Linked DNA regions of Homo sapiens: region 1 is linked to region 2. A link is an interaction called in ENCODE POLR2A ChIA-PET data of the cell type or tissue named here. Cell type or tissue: MCF 10A. All regions are shown on one strand. Each heading gives the region's core, and the rest is flanking DNA. Links, peaks and the distances in the headings are about the cores only.

The links. Peaks named below come from ENCODE experiments on the same cell type or tissue, not always from the same donor. Only the 100,000 strongest peaks of a DNase experiment are listed, where the experiment ranks them.
Region 1: POLR2A ChIA-PET joins it to region 2 with 5 read pairs; 2 of 35 experiments call an interaction of 5 or more read pairs at or near these places.

The regions. Positions count from the first base shown.
Region 1 is chr5:107,254,250-107,267,593 of GRCh38, forward strand. No RefSeq gene overlaps it. Among named protein-coding and RNA genes, the nearest start is that of LINC01950, 250 kb to the left of the region's middle. In MCF 10A, for the core only: no CTCF peak of the experiment used is centred there; no DNase peak of the experiment used is centred there.
Region 2 is chr5:107,382,384-107,384,883 of GRCh38, forward strand. All of the region lies in intron 4 of EFNA5 (ephrin A5), which reads right to left. Among named protein-coding and RNA genes, the nearest start is that of EFNA5, 290 kb to the right of the region's middle. In MCF 10A, for the core only: no CTCF peak of the experiment used is centred there; a DNase peak (open chromatin) is centred at 1,198.

The DNA.
Region 1 (13,344 bases), core at 5,653-8,152, 120 kb before region 2:
GATGTCAGTTATGAAAATAATGCTTAAAAGAAAAGAATAAAGAGCTTACAATCATTTTCTTGTGAAATATGTAGCACCTATTACCCTTTATCCTTACCCTCCAAGTTGGGGGACATATACGTGTGTGTGTGTGTGTGTGTGTGTGTGTGTGTGTCTGTGTTTATAGCTTTTCACACATTTATCTCTCTAGCCTCTTTTCAACAGGCCACATCCCCTCATTGCACATCAGGCTTCAGCCCAACTGAATTTGAACCTTCAGTGGCACAAGCAGCAAAAGCAGCCCTATCGTTTCCATTGAAGAGCAAATGTTCCTGTCATAACACTAGATCACAAACATCACGAAGAAATAAATCAACACGTTCTCAAATGTTAAGTTGTGACTATCCAAAGCCCAAAATACTAGAGAAAACTAGGCAAAGAGAGTGCTTGATCTCCTCCTGCAAAACAGATCAGTGTTCTTTCTCATCAAAAGGAGAAACTCCTCACTTTTGAGCTTTCAACAGGTGGCCTGAAAAAGCCTTCAGTCTACTGGGCAACTAAGCGGCACGTGCTAAAGGGTAGGTAGATTAGGAGGACATGAGGGGCTATTTCAGCCCAGAGTGCAGTCTTCAAGCTGGGGGTATAATTTATGTTCCTACATCTATATGATATATTCCCCGTTACAGTAATTATTATGAATTATAGATAAGCACTCTGCGTGTAATGTTCTGCTCTCCATTTCCTACAAATCAAATTACTGAGGGTTATATTGGATTGTGGACATATTTAGAAAATCCTTTTATGGTTGTTTGTTAACTTTCCTCCTGCCAAGAGGCTCCAATCTCTCCTTTGATCAGATGGCCCCAGAGCTCCTGCCTTGTAAAGGAGCATGTGGGACCGAGGGGGCTGGCACAGGGCAGGGCACTGACCGGGCCCTGGAGTCACCACACAGACCAACAAAGGGCTAATGAAGCCATGCTGGCCAGGAAATGGTTGAGGTACCCTAAGTCTGGGCACATGGTAGGTGCTTAGGAATGATCTATTGAATTCTACACTGGATATGATCCCAAGGAGGAGAAAAACAACTTCTACAGAGCTAGGCTTCTAAGCTGGACCCCAGACTGTTACAGCTTCCATATTCGGGTGCTTGATGGGTACCATTGTGGGTAGAGGAGAGGGATGGGCCCACAAATTAGGTTATATCTTTTTTTTTTTTTTTTTTTTTTTGAGACAGAATCTTGCTCTGTCACCCAAGCCAGAGGAGCAATGGCGCGATCTTGGCTCACTGCAACCTCTGCCTTCTGGTTTCAAGCAATTCTCCTGCCTCTGCCTCCAGCGTAGCTGGGACTACAGGCACCTGCCACCATGCCCAGCTAATTTTTTGTATTTTTAGTAGATACGGGGTTTCACCACGTCGGCCTCTCTGGACTCGAACTCCTGACCTCGTGATCCATCCGCCTCGGCCTCCCAAAGTGCTGGGATTACAGACGTGAGCCACTGCGCCCGGCCTCAAATTAGGTTATATCTAAACACTATTCCTATTATGAAAAATTAATCCCTAAATATTTCGACTCCTTAATCAGCTTCTCAAACCTGATTCTGGGTATCTTCTCGACCCTCTAAGCCAAAAAGATGGGTTGTGTGCATAAGTGAAGGTTGGAAGACTGCCCACAATGAGTAAAAATCTTCAAGTCTAAGGAGTTGCAAAGACCCAAGAGAAAACTCTAGGCCCCCACCCACCATTCCCTACCTTTCCTATAACCTCTGTACTTTAGATACAAGTTACCCCCACCAAAAATTCCCTTCTCGCAAGACTATTTCATAGGTGAGAGCTACTTGTCACATGAAATAAATCTTGCTATAATGTTAATGACTAGCAAAGATGCCCTATAATTTTTAAAAAGCTAGCATTTATTGAACACTTACTCTGTGCCAGGGACTGCTGTACATGTTATTTCATCTTCTCAACAACCTAATGAGGTAAGTATTACTATGTATCATTCCAATCTGACAAGTATGGAAATGTAGGCACGGAGACTGAATACCACCTTCTCTAATTTGCCCTTAAGAAGTATGTGCAAATCCAAGCAGTGTGGCTTAGAACCAGCACACTTAACCACTTTCTACATACCAACTCACACACTATCATCTACAAACAGACACCATCTGCATTATTCTGTAAATATCCTTATTTTGGGCCATTGGCTCTTGGGTCCTTCATGTCCCTCATCTGTAAAACTAAGAGGTTAAACTCCCTCAGTGGTCTTCAAGATTTGTCAAGCTTCCTTTGGGCCTGTTGAGTGTGGAAGTCGAGGATGAGAGTGGCAAGGCTCTGTTCATTCACCCCAGTTTCAACCCCAATACTTCTGCTTCTGTCCTTACATGTGTTATATTCAGGCATAAAATTTCTTTTGCAGGATGTTTCTGAATCTTTAAACATTTTGAAATCTACTGATCAAGAGCAGAGATCATAAACTGCTGATCTATGGTCCGAACACAGCCTGCAGATTTTTTTTTTGTTGTTTGGCCCCAAAGAGTTTTGTTTTGTTTTGCTTTGCTTGAATTTGATTACACACCAATATTTAAAATTTAGGAGAGTTTACATAAAAATTGAGCCCCTCTTGAAAAATTAGATGTGTAAGCATTGGGCAGGCCTTCCCACCTAACAACCATTATGTGAGTAGTTCCCTAAATGGTCCATGCAGTCTGCAGCTCACCACTGCACCTGCCCAGCCCACTTCATTCAGCACTCACCTTGCCTGACCCTTGTAGACATTTGAGTTTGCAATCCCTTGTCTAGATTATCTTTAAAGCCCTTCTTAGTCTTGGCCAGACATAGTGGCTCATGTCTGTGATCTCAGCACTTTTGGAAACCCAGATAGGAGGATTGCTTGAGGCAAGGAGTTTGAAGCCAGCCTGGGCAACATAGTGAGACCCTCTCTCTACAGAAAAAAAAAAGTTTAAAAATTATCTACATACAATGGCACAAGCCTGTAGTCCCAGCTACTTGGGAGGCTGTGGCAAGAGGATTGCTTGAGCCCATGAGTTCAAAGCTGCAGTGAGATATGATGATACCAGCGCACTCAGGCCTGGATAACAGAGCAAGACCCAGTCTCTTAAAAACACAAAAAATTTCTTCCTATTCCCAAATATACCCCCAACTGAATTGTAAACTTCTAAAGACTTTGCTTTATGCATACTCAACATTCCTCAGAGCTTCCTACCTCGTCCCCCATCATCTATACCCTGTCCTAGCATGCACACACACACACACACACACACACAAACATGAAAAATGTTCAATACATAAAGAGGTTCAATAGCTGTTCTTTATGTTGGAAAATGGCTTTCTATATTACACCAGTTAGCATTATTTACATTTTATTGAAAAATCTTGAGCCCCCAATTTCTCAGCCCAAAAGAATGCATTTCTAATAATATATTTCATCTTGCAATGTGTCAAGCAAGCCTGGGAGAAATTTGGGGGTAGAAGGATTCTGTTAGTAAAGCAATCTGTTCCCAATAAATTAAGACTCACTCTAGTTCCCTTGATTAATTAGAGCTTATTATAAGGATATTCAAGAACATAAAAGAAACAGGAGTGCCATGGGACACCTTTTACCACTCAGAGACTCGTATATTTGGGGATAAGAAAAATCCACCAGGGCTCCAGTGACCACTAACCTTACGGGCATGTTATTAGCAGGACTCTGTTGATCCCTTACCTTTATGGTGAGTGAGCTCCTCTCTGATTGCATCTATTCCTCCCACTAGTTCCAGGAGCCACCTTACCCTCTTCTTGCTGCCGTGCCATCTCTATTTCAGTTTCTGCTTACTCATAAAGTCTGTTTACTTACCCACTTTATTCATCTTTCTTGCTGCCACAAGGCCTCCCCTTGTGGTTCTTTTCAGCTTATACTCCTTCCCAAAACCAACTAATTGACTCCCTCCCCAGTTGCCCTAGTTGAAATTCCTGAGTGAGAACATCTGACCCAGCTAATCACATTTTGCCTGTTTGGGCAGTTTTTCATGCCAAACCATCTCATAAGGACACTGGCCAGCCTAGAGATTGGTTAGGGATAGGACCACCCCATTGAGATAGGTCTGGAAGAAAGGGACTCATGGCCACCCAGGGCAGCTCTCACAGCCCACATATGGGTAGGCACTTTCCCTAAGAAAGAAGCTACTGGCATGGCAGGAGATGTGATGGACCTGCCCAATAGGATTCTCAGACTTCCATTCAAATCATGTCAGTGTCTCTATCTTTGAGGGTAGTTTCTATCTGAAACATAAAACAAAGCTACGACTATATTGCTATAACATTGTTGTTCATGTGGGCCTGTAAGCAGGAGACATCAAAGGACTTCTGTGGTTCTTTCCTGACCTTGAATTACAATTTACTCTAATTCGATTTGCTCTAATCCTGCATATACATGGATCCAAATTGTTTTTGGGACATCTCAACCAAACATTTTTATAAAGTATTACCTAGGCATAAGTTCCAATGAATTATACAGACTCCCAACCTCTTCATCAAGTTTATTCTCATGACTTCAAATACTACATATTGGCCAGTTGCAGTGGCTCACGCCTGTAATCCCAGCACTTTGGGAAGCCAAGGAGGGCAGATCACCTGTGGTCAGGAGTTCGGGACCAGGCTGGCCAACATCTCTACTAAAACCCCATCTCTACTAAAAATATAAAAATTAACTGGGCGTGGTGGCACGCCTGTAGTCCCAGCTACTGGGGAGGCCGAGGCACGAGAATCACTTGAACCCAAGAGGTGGAGGTTGTGATAAGCCTAAATTGTGCCACTGTACTCTGTCTCAAAAAAAAGAAACCATATTTTAAGGAATCTCAACAGCATAAACTCAACCCAGCTCTTTCTCTCCTGCGCTCCATGTCTATATTACTCACCTCCACCTAAATATCCGATAGTCATTTTATATGTCTTCTATGTCATTAAAATTCATCATGTCTGTATTAGTCTGTTTTCACACTGCTATAGAGATACTACTCAAAACTGGGTAATTTATAAAGGAAAGAGGTTTAATTGACTCACAGTTCCACATGGCTGAAGAGGCCTCAGGAAACTTACAATCATGGTGGAAGGGGAAGAGACACATCTTACCTGGTGGCAGGCAAGAGAGAGTGAAACTGCCATTTATAAAACCTTCAGATCTCATGAGAACTCCCTCACTATCACGAGAACAACACAGCAGAAACAGCCCCCATGATTCAATCACCTCCCACCAGGTCTCTCCCTCAACACCTAGAGATTACAATTCAAGATGAGATTTGGGTGGGGACACAAAGCCTAACCGTGTCATTTTGCCCTGGTCCCTCCCAAATCTCATGTCCTCACATTTCAAAACTAATCATGCCTTCCCAACAGTCCCCCAAAATCTTAACTCATTTCAGTATTAACTCAAAAGTCCAAGTCCAAAGTCTCATCTGAGATAAGGCAAGTCCCTTCCACCTAGGAGCCTGTAAAATCAAAAACAAGTTAGTTGCTTCCAAGATACAATGGAAGTACAGTCATTGGATAAATGTTCCCATTCCAAATGGGAGGAATTGCCCAAAACAAAGGGGCGACAGGCACCACGTAAGTCCAAAATCCAACAGAGCAGTCAATAAATCTCAAAGGTTCAAAATGATCTCCTTTAACTCCGTGTCTCACATTCAGGTCACACCGATGCAAGAGGTGGGCTCTCATGGTCTTGTACAGCTCTGCCCCTGTGGCTTTACAGGATACAGTCCTCCTCCTGGTTTCTTACATGGGCTAGCATTGAGTGTCTGCAGCTTTTCCAGGTTCATGGTGCAAGCTGTTGGTGGATCTACCATTCTGGAGTCTGGAGGATGGTGGTCCTCTTCTCACAGCTCCACTAGGCAGTGCCCCAGTGGGGACTCTGTGGCAGGGGGTGGGCTCCAACCCCACATTTGACCTTCTGCACTGCCCTAGCAAAGGTTCTCCAGCAGACTTCTGCCTGGCCATCCAGGCATTTCCATATATCCTCTGAAATCCAGGCAGAAGTTTCCAAACCTCAGTTCTTGACTTCTGTGCACCCCTACACCCAACACCATGTGGAAGCTGATAAGGCTTGGGGCTTGCACCCTCCAAACCAATAGCCCAAGCTGTACCTTGGCTTAGCCACGACTGGAGCTGAAGAAGCTGGGACACAGGGTGCCATGTCCTGAGGCTGGACAGGTGTTGGGGGGACCCTGGGCCCAGCCCACAAAACCATTTTTCCTCCAAGGCCTCTGAGCCTGTGACAGGAGGGCCAGCTGCCAAGATCTCTGACATGCCCTGGAGACATTGTCCCCATTGTCTTGGTCATTAATAATGCAGCTCCTCATTGCTCATTCAAATTTCTGCACCCCAGCAGGCTTGAATTTTTCCTCAGAAAATGGGTTTTTCTTTTCTATCACATCATCAGGCTACAAATTTTCCAAACTTGTTTGCTGTGCTTCTGTTTTAAACATAAGTTCCAATTTCAAACCATCTCTTTGTGAATGCATAATACTGAATGATTTCAGAATAATCCAGGTCATGTCTTGAATGCTTTGCTGCTTAGAAATGTCTTCCACCAGATACCCTAAATCATCTCTCTCAAGTTCAAAGTTCCACAGATCTCTAGGGCAGGGGCAAAATGCCACCAGTCTCTTTGCTAAAGCATAGCATGAGTTACCTTTATACCAGTTCCCAACAAGTTTCTCATCTTCATCTGAGACCACCTCAGCCTGGACTTCATTGTTCACATCACTATCAGCATTTTGGTGAAAACCATTAACAAGTCTCTAGGAAGCTCCAAACTTTCTCCATATTCCTGTCTTCTTCTGAGCCCTCCCAACTCTTCCAACCTCTGTCTGTTACTCATTCTAAAGTAACTTCCACATCTTTTAGTATCTTTATAGCAGTACCCCACTCTATTTGTACCAATTTACTGTTTGAGCCCATTTTCACACTGCTATGAAGATCCTACTGGAGGCTGGGTAATTTATAAAGGAAAGAGGTTTAATTGACTTACAGTTCTGCATGGCTGGGGAAGTCTCAGGAAACTTACAATTATAGTGGAAAGGGAAGCAGGCACATCTTACATGGTGGCAGGCAAGAGACAGTGAAAAGCCCAGGGGAAGCTGCCACTTATAAAGCCAACAGATTTCATGAGAACTCCCTCACTATCACAAGAACAGCATGGGAGAGACAGCCCCCATGATCCAATCACCTCCCACCAGTCCTTCCCCTCAACACCTGGGGAGTACAATTTAAGATGAGATTTGGTTTGGGACACAAAGCTTAACTATATCAATGTCCAAACTACTTTACCTGCCTTTTTCCCAGTTAACTGACCCTTCCTCAACCATCCAATTGCTAAAATAATAAATTTGGGAGTCACCCTTTACTTTTACCTCTCCAAGGCTCATATCCAGTCAATAATTGCTGTTGTTACTGAATATCGTTTCTCAAATACCTCTTAACTTTGTCTCTATTGATCCATCTCCATTGCCAGAGTGAATTACTATTAATTCCTCTCAGTTATCTCTGGTCTTTTATAAAATGAAGCCATTCCCTCAGACTAAAACACTATCCTTCTGTTCATTAGCCCCTGTCCAAACCCTAAATGCCTTTTGTCTGGCTATTTCCTATGCATCCTTCAAGTCTCACATTAGGGTCACTTCCTCCAGGAAGCCATCCCTGACCCAACAATTCTGGGGCAGGTACTTCTTCTATATGTCTCAACTCTTCCATCCTATCGCTTACCTTGTGGTGTTTGGAATTGCCTGTCTGCTCCTCTATATCCCCCACTAAACTATTTGCTCCCTGAGAAAGGAACCACATCTGCCTTGTTTAAATCTGTGTCCCTGGTGTCTGACACAGTAACTGACACATAGTAGTCGCTTTGTTGCTTCACAAATATTTGTTAAAGAAATAAATGCCTTACTCTGCAATACCTATATGCTCTTCATAAATTTTTCTTCAAAATGCACCCAGAGGATAAAGTCGTGATCTTGATAAAATTTCAAAGACAACTGGAAAAGGCCAAAGACACGCATAACCCCAAACACAAAACAGAATGAAAAACATACAAATAAAAAGATGCAAAACTAAAGACTCACGCCTATAATCCCAACACTTTGGGAGGCCAAGGTGGGCAGATCACTTGAGATCAGGAGCTTGAGACCAGCCTGGCCAACATGGTGAAACCCTGTCTCCACAAAAAATACAAAAATTAGCGAGGCATGGTGGCAGGCAGCTACTTGGGAGGCTGAGGCAGGAGAATCACTTGAACCTGGGAGGTGGAGATTGCAGTGAGCTGAGATGGCACACCACCGCACTCCAGCCTGTGTGACAGAGTGAGACACTGTCTCAAAAAAAAAAAAAAAAAAAAACCTAAATGAAGATGCAAGTCACAGAGTCATGTAAATCACTAATAGAAGCAGAATATAAATTCTATATTTAAATGTGTTTCCCAAGTCATATTTCTAAGGACAGTAACACACCATGCCCCTGAGAATTACAGCATACCTTTTTTTTCCATTGTTCATACACTAATTCATACTTCTGAAACTCAGATATTCAGATAACAAATAACCAAGTGTTGGAAGGAAAGTTACAAATTATAGTCATATGTCACAGTCCAAGCAAATGGCAGCCAAATTTCCCTGTATAAATTGCAGAATTCTCTTATGATTTCACAAGATGTATTGAAAAGAAAAACACTAAAAATTCATTTTTTACTCAGCTAATATAGTATATGGGTAAAGGGTTCATGTTTAAACTGTTACAGATGAGTGAGTTTTTCCAGAAATGCAATTTTAACAAAGCATAATGCCACTGAGATATTAAAACTAAATTTAAATTTCTTAATATTAGGTTAACACCCTCAGAGCAAATCATGCTAACATCAGATGGTTTAAATAATGTCACTTAGCTAGCAACAAGAAAACACATTTCAAAAGAAGACAATGGAAGAATAGAGCTAGTCAAAGGAATCTTTAGAAACAAAAATGACTTTTAATTAGTAGACCTATAAACTAATACTAAAGAAGTTTTCATGTGGGTGTTTTAGATGATTTTGTTGTGATGGCTATTACTGTTAATTATCAGTGAATTTGAAGTTATCACTTCGAGAGTGAGACACCACAGCGAGCCCATGCTTTTCAGGTCAGACTGTTAGATTTTATTGCTGAGAATGCATACAATACTCAAGGTCAAAACTGTGTTTGTTTTAAAAGTGACAATTAATTATTGCTAATCTTCATCAGCCTTAGAACATTTTTACTTAAGAGAACACTCAGAGTGAAATGCTGACGGGAACCAGCTCAAAGACAAGGTAGAGCTAAAAATCTGCAGCCTGGGGTTTCCCTAAAAGAGAAGCAGGTAAACAAGCCAGTTTTGCCTTCAGCCAGTTCAAGGATAATGATTTGTAGGTAGGTGAAGTTTCAGACTTTCTTTTCACCCCCACCCTCTATCCTGACCCTCCTCCCTGACACAACAAAATCCCAAGTACCTAATTTTTCAGCCTCTTAAAGAACTCCAGTAGCTCCTACCTAAATGCTACGTGTATTCTGATCATTCAAGGATGTGGGTTTTGTCATTTGCATATGGTTTTGCCCTGATCTCAAGTTCAAAAAAATAAAGCGTATTTTGCCGCAGCCTGATGTAGAAACTCTAAACGTTCCCAGAATAAAAATAAACTTGTTCTGGCAAGGCCATTTGGGGATTATTAGTTGGCATCTTTTGACTGTAGTCAGAAATAAGCAAGCATCCATTTGTAGCAATCCTTATAACATTATCTCTGTTTGGATTGTTATTATGCTTATAAGTGCTTTTGGAATCCATGCTAGTTTTTTTTTTTTTTTTAAGAGATCTAGGGTCTCTTTTTACTTACTTTTTTTTATCAAGGAAATCAAAATTTCAAAAGCAATATATTTCCATAGACTACATGAGAGACATGAAAAAAATTCAAGTATAAGTCCTGTGAAATATATTTGTGATCAGTGGAATTAGACCTCTTCCTAGTGTTCTAGTGACTATCAAAACAGATGTGTGATATCTGTGTCTGTCAGGTACCTTTTTAAAACCTTACATGGTTGGCTTGTCCTTGCTCAGCTCAGAGTCATTTAAAAAATACTTTGAGAGCTAGCCATGAGAATTACAAATCATTTTTCAAAGGTATGTACAGCTCTGCAAATTACAATGAGTTTACAGGTGCAGTCTTATTCTGTGTAACCTAGAGATGAAAGAGTTATCAAGGACACTGATGCTCATTGCTGCATCGATGAAATCTTCATGAATTCAAAAATTGTAGCAATAATCTCTTTTATGGAAATAGATCTATGAGGTTGTCAAGCAGATGGTATCTGATTTCCTTCTAAGTGAGGAGGGCCCTGTAAAGTAGTATAAAGGTTCCAAAAGCAGTGATCAGTAGGAGCAGAAAACAGGCAAAGATCTTCACCCGCTTGGTGACCTGCTGGAACTCAGAGTAATAAAATGTGTCAGACACTCTGCTAGTCACTTTCTCATACATTGGCTCACTGAAAGCACACAGCCACCTAATAAGACACCATTTTTTCCCCTCTAATTTAAAGCTAAGGATGCTTCAATACAGAAAGATTAAGGGACTTGACCAAGATCACCAAGCTCACAAAGGTCATAACAAAAAGGAACTAAGAAGGAAAAGCTGCTTACCACGAATGTCTCTCTCTCTCTCTCTCTCTCTCACACACACACACACACACACACACACACACACACACACACACACACACATCATATACAATTAGCATGTTAGCAGGGCTCAAAGTCTGATTATCAGCCCATTCTTTCCATCTGCATGCACTTTTCAGCCCGTGTGCTGTCCTATTTTGATAAATGCCATTCTTCCTTTAACTGGCTGAGGCTTTCCTAAACGTCCATGTGAACCTGATTTTCCCATTAAACAATTGCCCTGGATTACTTAGTGGTTTTCTAAAGCTGACCCTGGTAGTGGGCAGTAGGCTTGTGTGTGTTTCTCATGCTCTTTAACTCCCTCTTCCTTTGGCTTCCCCCTTCCCTTGCAAGCATCGTTGTCCATACTTCTTCTGCCCCATGCTGATGCAGCTAAGCACTATTAATGAAAATCCAGGAACCCAGCTGACCTGGTCTAATAAATTCTATATTGTCACACTGCCCTGCTTACTGAAAAGCAACATAACTACTCCTTCCTGACCACAGATGCTCTCAGATCAATATCTCAGTTCTTGACCCCTCATCCTCTTTCTAATGACATATTTCGTGCTGTCTACAAAATAACTCTCCTTGGTGATCTGCCAAGATCTAAAACTAATTATGACAACACTGAGCCCAGTGTCCTCTCCCTCAAACCCTTGCCCCATTTCAACTTGTCTACTCTGGTCAGGGGCACTGCTAGCCATCTGAGCACCCAGCAATAAAACTGTGGGGTCATCTGCAGTCCCTCCTCCTCACCCATCCCCAAGGTCCAACACTAGTTCTACCAGCTCATCTTTCCTAATTTGGGGTCCATGTGTCCTCTTTGTTCCTACAATTAACCACACTGGCCAGCATTAATAGTGGAAGCATGCAAATAAACGTCTCTCTTTCCAGATTCTGCTGATGTCACAGGAACAACTGCTATGTCCTCATTCACAAAATCTTCAGCATGATCAAGAGACCCTTCCTTGTCTGGCCTCACCTACTTCTCCAGACTCAACTCATGCCACTCACCCTCTAATTCACTATCTTTTTTTTTTTTCCTTTCATATTTGCTTACTTGACATGCTCTTTCTACCTCATAGCCTTTGAATATTTAGTCACTTTTCCTGGAATGTTCTCTACCCCACACTGGGTAATACCTACTCAGCAGCTCCCTCCAGCCTTCATTCTAGTAAGATTCCCTTATTGCACCCTGCACTTTTCCTTCATCATGCTTATAATGGTCCATAAGAATATATTTATTTTCAAATAAATGGATACTACCAATTGTTCCTCCAAGTAAAGGGAAGAGTATTTGCAATAGATCAAAGATGAGAAAAATGATGACTCATTTGTGACAATAGTAGTTAAGACAGAGAGAGCGAGAAGTTTCATGGCACTAGATGAGGGTGAAGGGGTAGGTGAGACCATAGTGTAGAGCTCTTGTAAGCCATGGGTATTAAAAATTGGGATATTGAAAATTTGGATATTAACCTACTAACAATGAAAATACATTGAAGAGTTTTAAGCAGAGGAATACAATAATCAGACTTGGATTTGTCAAAAATCATTCTATGTAAAGTGTAAAAAATGAACTGGAAAGGACAAAAGTGATTACAGAAGAAGAATTTGGGTGTTCTTGCAGGTGGCTTGAGTAGGAACATGGCTGTGAGGGTGAAGGGCAGATAGTTAACAGAAGTATTTCTGCAGTAAAATCAATAGGTCTCACCTACTGATGCGAAGTAGGAGTGAGGGTGTAGGGTTATTAAAAATGATTCATAAATTCCTTCCTTGAGCAAACAGATGGATGTAATGCCCCTCACTGAGAGAAGCAGAGTGAAAGAGAGGAGCAGAGGGGAGTATATTAATGAATTCTGTGTTAAATAGGTTGAGTTGAGGAATCTTCTGGAGAAGTCAAGCCAGTAGGGAATTGGATGTACTAGACTGTATATGCAAATATGGGAATATTTAACACAAGAAATATTTGAAGTCTTAATGTAGCCTAGGGATATAGAAAGAGTATAACATGAGAGCATATTGCCTAAGGCATTCTCCCTATCTGTGTTTCCCAAAAAACAATCTTGCTGCTGAGACCTATACCTTCAAAACATTCAAAACCTTATTCAAAACTCACATTTTCCATGAAAGCTTCCTAGACTTACATGGCCTTTGTCTTATTGTAATAACACTTATCACCTTTGAAAAAGTCATCATACATGTTTATAGGACCCTCCTCACATCAACGTTATTTTGCAAGACCCCATGTTTCTTCTTTCATTAAATACAGGCACTGTACACTCAATTGATATTCTTGACAAGCCAACTGTATACCCACTAGTAGTATACACCTAGTTGGGTTTTGTAAATGTTGAGTTTCCTATTTTCACAGAGCAATTTTAGTTATTTATGTAAATATTTTTGTTTTGGCCAAGTTATATATGTAACTAAAGACAATATAATCATATGATTCAGTGAAAGTAGAGGGTTAGAATTACAGCTAGCCAACACACTGTCCAAAGAAGAACATTAAGGCAAAAATGCTATCAGAACATAAAGCCAGCCAAGGTTTTCAAGTATCATTTCCAATTCCATTTCATTGACATGTTTAGGTGCCTTGAAGTGCCATTTACAACCCTGCCTCTGACATATAAGTTGGCCTACACAGAAAG
Region 2 (2,500 bases), core at 1-2,500:
TTTTTTAGAGGTAAGGTCTTGCTCTGTTGCTCAGGCTGGAGTACAGTGGCCCAATCATAGCTCACTATAGTCTTGACCTCCTGGGCTCAAGCAATCCTCCTGCCTCAACCTCCCGAGTAGCTGGGACTCCAGGTGTGAACCACGATGCCTGGCTAATTTTAAGAATTTTTAGAGAGACAGGGTTTTCCTTTGCTTCCCAGGCTAGTCTCAAACTCAGCCTCAACCAACTTCCTCCCTTGGCCTCCCAAAGGATTGGGATTATAGACATGAGCCACTATACCTGGCCACTTGTGCTTTTAGACTAAGGATCTCTGAATAACACATTTTGGGGGCCAATAGTGAGCCCCTGTGCAAATTTTATCTCAGCATCAGGGTAACTTCCTGCAGGTGTTCAGCAGTTGCCATCTGGGAATTGCTCAAGGGCCAGACAGAATGGTAACAAGGCTCTAGTGGTTGTTCTCAATTATACTGACCTCAAAGGATAATCCCTAAATACCCCTGGATGACCCACCTCAAACCCCTTAATGGGTTAACTAACCATTATTTTAAACTCATTTGTATTTTCCTACCACACGTGTCACAATAAGGGTGCTTTTCCTTCACTGGGTAGAATCACACTCGCTAATATTTGTCCTAAAGTAACCACTTTTCAGGTTCACAGGCTGACCCCTGCTTCAGATATGCTCGTTTGGGATGGTTTTGTCCATCACATCCATTCCCAATGAGAAAGGTCTTCTCAGTGTTGAGTCTCCTGACCTGGAGTGCTCTTACCATTTTAGCCTCCCCTCGAATAAAAGCTACTGCATCCCCTTGTCAAATGTGCTCCCCTTTCCTGGACCTTAGCGAATCTGCATGGAGTGATTTTAGCTTAGGAGACTAGAAAAGGTTAGGAAGCAAGATGGTAAGATAAATGGATGCAGAAAAAATATATATAAAGTCCTCCACAATGTGGCCAAGTACCTTCAGACCCTCTTCTATTCTCTGCTCTTTTTCAGCCTTGCAAGTGTATTAATTAAATCTGTAGTTAATAGGAAGTAGAAGTAAAGGCCCTTAATAGCCCTGAAATTAAAATCCAAATCACTTTCTTAAGAGCACCAATATGTTGTCAATCAAAACAATGGAGCACTTCAGGCTTAACTGTGAAATAACCACAAACCCTGAGGATTCCAGAGTTCATTTCACAATATCACATACTTAAACACCTGAAATTGCATCAGCTATTGGATTCCTCTCCATCTTATTTTTACTAGCATATTACCCAATCCTTCTCCTTGTATAGCTTGCAAGTGTACTGTTAAAGGTACCCAGCTAGCACTTAGATCTTCGGTGTGAACCCCTTCATCACCACCCTAGTCCCTTCTAGGTACTCAGTGAGGGCTATCCATTATTCCAGGTCCACTCAGCACAAGACACAAGGAATAGATCTTACAAGGTAATGGAGAGGAAGGCTTTTGTTTTTCATCTAAGTGAAGTATGAGGCTAAGTGTGACTTTCAGTCCTTTAACCATACACAATCTTTGGAATTAACCTTTTATAAGCACCCAACGAATATATATCTTCCTGCCCCCCAAAAGGAAATCAGTCCCATTAGGGCATCAGGATCCTTCTCTTCTTCCTGCAACATGCTGTTCCTCATTCAGGATTCCACAAAGCATCCTTTGATTAAAACAGGTTCTCAATGTTGGAAGATTCTACAGCCCCCAAATGTGAAATGAGAAACTGGCTGTCATTTGGGTAAATCTGAGCAATTTCAGAATTCTAAGGAGGAATTCATAGGTAAAATCTATCCCAATGGAAACTACACCTAAACATGAGAGAATTTCTAACGCTTGTAACACAGGCTTGGAAGAAGAAAGAAAACGTTCCTCTTCAGAAGTCAAATCAAGTTTTGCCTCCTGGCTACAGGATTCCACAACATGGGGGTTTCAATGGTTAACGGAGAGAACACTAGCGATATTTTGGAGCATGTTATGTGGCATATGTCTGCCCTGAGATCATCCTGCATCCCTGATGATAGGAAACTGGCAGGCAGAGTGTGCAAGCAAACAAAAAAGACAAATACATTCCAAAGACAGGTGAATTAGTACACATCGCTGAGATCATGCAGTGGAATCCTTTCAGACTTGCTGGGTTCATAAAGACTGGGTCTACACCCAGAGCTGGGGAAAGGTAAATACCCTTTCACTCAGTGGCTCGACACAGTGGTGAAGAACTGCAAATCCAACTAGACTTTCTCTCTCTTCTTAGAGACAGAATCTTGCTCTGTCACCCAGGATGGAGCACAGTGGCGTGATCATAGCTCACTGTAGCCTCGAACTCCTGGGCTTAAGCAATCCTCCCACTTCAGTCTCCCAAGTAACTGAGACTAAAGGCACACACACCACATTTTTTTTTTTTTTTTTTTTTTTTTGGTAAAGACAAGGTTTCACAGTGTTGTCCAGGTTGGTCTCAAACTCTTAGCCTCAAGCAATCCACCCATCTCAGCCTCTCAAATTGCTGG